2 separate regions of the Mus musculus genome follow, and region 1 is linked to region 2. Evidence: chromatin loops called from intact Hi-C (ENCODE). Cell type or tissue: left cerebral cortex. All regions are shown on one strand.

The links. Peaks named below come from ENCODE experiments on the same cell type or tissue, not always from the same donor. Only the 100,000 strongest peaks of a DNase experiment are listed, where the experiment ranks them.
Region 1: it touches region 2 in a loop (2.6-fold over the local background); 2 of 42 quality-filtered maps call a loop at or near these places.

What each region holds. Positions count from the first base shown.
Region 1 is chr2:142,260,271-142,262,770 of GRCm38, forward strand. Macrod2 (mono-ADP ribosylhydrolase 2) reads left to right here. Exons shown (of 19, transcript NM_001013802.3): 13 at 823-891. Among named protein-coding and RNA genes, the nearest start is that of Gm25583, 620 kb to the left of the region's middle. In left cerebral cortex, no CTCF peak of the experiment used is centred here; a DNase peak (open chromatin) is centred at 982; H3K27ac peaks cover 391 bases.
Region 2 is chr2:142,645,793-142,648,292 of GRCm38, forward strand. All of the region lies in intron 25 of Kif16b (kinesin family member 16B), which reads right to left. Among named protein-coding and RNA genes, the nearest start is that of Kif16b, 250 kb to the right of the region's middle. In left cerebral cortex, no CTCF peak of the experiment used is centred here; DNase peaks (open chromatin) are centred at 1,289, 1,828 and 2,331; H3K27ac peaks cover 1,060 bases.

The DNA of each region.
Region 1 (2,500 bases), 390 kb before region 2:
AGAAAATGTCCTTGAATTGAGGATTTTATCTTTAAGTCTGTGACTGAATAACTGTAAGAAAATGTGTATATTGTCTTACCAATTGTCCGATGACTTTAATATGTTCCTGCATCCTAATTTTACAGTTTTACTGCTAGTAGCTAATTACCTAACACTGTGGAGATCAAACATGAATCAAATCCCCATGGTTTTGGTGAGACCAGTAAGAGAGATCAGGTCTGAATGGCCTTAATTGGTACTATGAGGTGGACAGGGTCCTCCCTGTCCTTGGTCTCCATTCTATAACCGGGTGACATGATATCCCTGCATATCTCTGGGGGCCTTGTTCTGAGTGGTCCCCATCTCCTGGACTACACTGCTGACAGCCACAGAGCCACTGGTCAGCTGGCCAGCCGAATGAATTGGCAGCCTATACGCATGCTGAGCTGAGCAAAAGCAAACTATAAAAATCACACACATCAAAGCATTTTGTAGAAACCTGCATGGGTACATGTTACTACATACCGCAAATCAGAAACTGTATTCCATTCTCTGAGAATTGTGAAGGAAGCAAAATACTACTGGGCATGTTGGCAAACTACAGCCAACAAACAAGCCTTACCCAGAATACATTTTGTAGTTCATTAGCCTCTGTCTTATGTGAAGATGTATGCTTCATTACTTATATATATTTTAAAAATGCATTACAACCCTCTGCTCCTGTAAGACCATTCAGCGTGTGAAGGACACTGACACCTTCATAGGCCAGTGGTGAGGGAGCTGTAGGGAAGGAAAAGCCACAGCCTGAAGTACTAAGCCTGAGGCATTCTTTCTGTTTTATAGATGGTGTCAACACCACCCCTGTGCCCAGCCCAGCTTCCGAAGACAAAGCTGAAGTCCACAAAGATGAAGGTATGAGTCCACATCTAAACTTCACAGGTCCTTAAAAGTAAACCATGCAGGGTTCGTTTATGCGAGAAACTGATGCAGTGAAAGCCTCTATTTTGAACACAAGGATCCCACCCACTCTGCTCCATGCCATATCGAGCCTCTTCAGAATTTATATATACATTTACATTTGTTCCTCTAAAAATAATGTTCGTAAAAATAAGAGCAGGCACAGAGAAAGTGTGGTTAGAGAAAAAAAAATGTTTATCTGGAACTCAAGAATTTGCCGATTCTGCTGTTTGTAACTAACTATTCCTAGGCATAAGTTTGAAAGCATGGCGTTGAGGACCACCTACCAGAGGCCCATGGCTTAAGGGAGAAATGTTTGAAAGGCATCCACACAAATCAACCTGAGGCAAGGCCACATTTCTCTGGACTATCACTAAGAAGAAACTAATAATAATTAGGAGAAAATTTAACCAGTATAGAGATAAGTGCCACAAAACAGGGATGTAAATGCTTTCAAAAATATTAAAGGGAAATAAGATGGGTCATTTTCTCTTCTCCCTCCTGATTGATGGGTAACTCTTCCCATTAGAAATAATATTTGATACCTGCCAGACTAGACCAATTATGTTTGACCAAGTGGGTATCTTGTACAGCATATCATCTACTTAGAACTTACATATGTACTTCGAATCTAATTCTTCAATCTGATCTGATACAAAAGCAGGCATACACTGCCATGAAGACTAACTGGTCTTTTAATCTGTCGAGGAAATCAAAATAGTCTTGGAATTTTAGTACTCAATGGCATATATAATTCCACGTCCTATTTCCTGGTGAGTCTTTGTTTTAATACATGTAGTTGAGGGCAGTTGATAAGGAGTATAAATAATTGGGTTATATGCTTGGGGCTTAATCCTAGTTCTGCTCCCAGTTACATAGCTAACTTTTGACAGATAATTAAAGAAGTGAACAAATGATTAGCAAGGAAATACATGGTGAACTTCTTGGTACTTCGGTTTTCCCTTCTGTAATGAGGGCAAGAGTAATGTCTATCTTCGGGCTGGGAGCATGAAACAGTGGATCAAAGCACTTTCTGTGGAAGCATGAGAAGCTGAGGTCAGATGCCAAGCATCTAAGCCAGTGGCAGTGGCTCATGCCTGTAACCATAGCACTCAGGAGTCTGAGGCAAGAAGATTAAGAGGTCAAGGTCAGCATCATCTATACTGCAAATTTGAGGCCAGTCTAGGGCTAGAGGAAACTGTCTCAAAAAACTAGAAAACAATGAAAAACAAAACCAAACAAAAGCTCCCTAAGTCTCAATGGCCTGTATATAAACACCTATATATAAACACCTATATATAAACACCTATATATAAACACCTACATATAAACACCTACATATAAACACCTACATATAAACACCTATACATAAAGACCTCTGCGATCCTAGGACTGAGATTGAGGGCAAGATCACTACACTTGCTGCCTGCCAGGTGAGCTCCAGATTAGTTGAGAAACCATGTCTCAAGAAAATAATCCAGAGGATGATACAGGAGAATGCTCCATGACATCCACCTGTGCACATACATATCACACAGACACACAGACACAGGCACACACATGT
Region 2 (2,500 bases):
CAAAGTTGTTTGGATGGAGGCATTATAGCTTTATCACTTAGGTTCCTGGAGTCAAGCTGATATTCCATCACTTAACATCTTTTCCTATGCCTATATTTTCTGATGCAGTATGTTACATGCTACAGTCCTAGTCTCCAAGCACAAGGCACACAACTAATCTTTCCAATGTATGGAATCCACCTCTGAAACAGCTCTCATCATGGCTTTTCATTCCTATCCAGCATTTTATGAAGTCATTATTTTAAAAGACAACTTTTATAACTTGGAAAACTGCTATACACAATAAAACTCACTAAAAATCACCATCTATATAGCTGTATCAAAGTTATTGCAATTATAAAACTGTATTTTTGAATTTTAATAATATTAACTCATTTTAAGCCATTATTATAGATATCAGATGTAATACAGATATTATAGATATGGGTCTAACTGAAGTTCACTTTTCTTTATGTGTTCGTGTATCTGTGACATCTCCAGATAAATTTTAATAGGGAAACTTAAGCATATGTTCTTAGAGGGATAAAATATGTCATTCTACATAGCACTCAGTACTGGGTCCAGCATGGGAGAAAAATTAAATAAATGTTTGTTGAGTTAAATCATAAGCAGTTAATGGAAAGTAACTCTGATTTTTCATATAAAAATACACTAACTCAAGTAGTGACTTCTGATAGTAGAAGATCAAATGAAAAGTCTCAATATCTACAGGAAATTAATGCACGGATCTTATATTAATTTTCTATTAAAGTGAAGGTGAATTATACTTGCTTCTTGAAGAGAAGATAACACTCTAAGATTTACCATTCAGTTTTAGGTGAAACACATTTATCTTCTAACACAAGTGCCTATTTCCCCAAGATAGGAGACACACTCTGTAAAAGCACCAGTACTGAACAGTCCCAGGCAACCAAAGGAACGCATGTTATATATGCAGTCCTGTGGTCAGGGTAAGTGTCTACAAAGACACATGTGTTAAAGACTTAGCTTCTACTTTGGCGTTCCTGGTAGGTAGAGTCTGTGAAAGTGGAACCTAGTGAGCACAAGTAGGGTGACTGAGGACATAACCTTCAAGTGGATGTTGGGATCTTGATCACTTTGAGATGGCAAAATCATGTCAGAATGTCAAAAGATTACACACCCCTCGCTAGGAGACACTGAAGGAACAAATGTGGACTACAAGAGAAAACACCACGCAACACAAGAAACACAAAACACAAGAGTGAGTCTTGTGCACTTGGAATAGAAAGCAAACACCTCCAAGTTCTGTTCCTGAACTGAGCCATCTGTGTGGGAGTGCTGGCCTCGTGTGAATGCCATCACGTCTGGGAAGCTGGAAATGGCAATAGCCATAACAGGCAATAATCAAATTTTAAAACAAGTTTGCAACTCACCATTCTCCATGTTTTCATTAAAGATGAGGCTACTTAGTCAAGGCAGTTAAAGTTCAGAGAAAAAAAAATTCATTACTCCTATAAGTGTTATTTAAGTTTGTTTGTTTGTTTGAATCTTATAAGCACTTAACATAAGCACTGTAAAACCAGGCAGACTCACAAAAATAACCTCGTCCTTGAAGGCTAATTCTTCTCATGAGTCTATGCTTCACAGGGTAAGTTTGGGAGTCCCTCACAGTCCTGCTAGAGCCCAGTCGTTCTGGTCTCAGGACTTCTTCAAATGTGTAGCTGCAGTGCATCTGCAGATTCCGGAAGCATGGCTCCTCACTGAAATGTGCCTTCTCTTAGAACAACTCACTGCTTCATTTCTCCATGTCTCCCCTTGGCTCTCATAGGACCCTTCTAGATAGAGCAGCTTAAGGCAATTCCCTACATTTTGGTTCACTGACACCAAGTGAAGCCCACAGGCAGCCATGTTCAACTTGGCAGTCCAGAGGAACAATACCATCCCCAAACTTTTACATTTCAAGTCACCCATTAGAACGGTCTGTTCTGATAGGATTATATTATAATAAGTCATGTGACTATTCCCAACAAAGTCACAACAAAGGGAGCTTTGAGGGTATCCTGGAGTTACTCTGGTAAAAGCAGTCAGATTTTAACAAAATATAATCAACTGTATACTGGTGAAGCCACAAACTGAAGACAACAGTCAGCTATGGGTATTGGCACAAGGCAGTCACAAAAACAGGTTGTGTTAAACTGGGATCTATGTGTAGCTAGCTTGGCAGATAAAGTTAAAATAAATACAAAGACTCTGAACTAGGACTAAAATAGGTCCGAAACTTCTCCCTCCCAAAGCTCTTGAAAAAGCAACAATGACGACATACTGTAAGTTTGGTTAATTAATTCCAAGTTTTCTTCAGCAAGCTCTGTGCTCTCATCCTACATTGCATGCCATCTGGCTGAGGGGAGAATGTAGCGCTCGCTCACACACTGTGTCCTAACTCTCAGAACAAGGGTGTCTTCTTCAAAATCAGAAAGATGCTAGCCAAACCAGAGGGGGCTAAGGACCTGATTTGAAATCAAGTCATACCACCACCCCG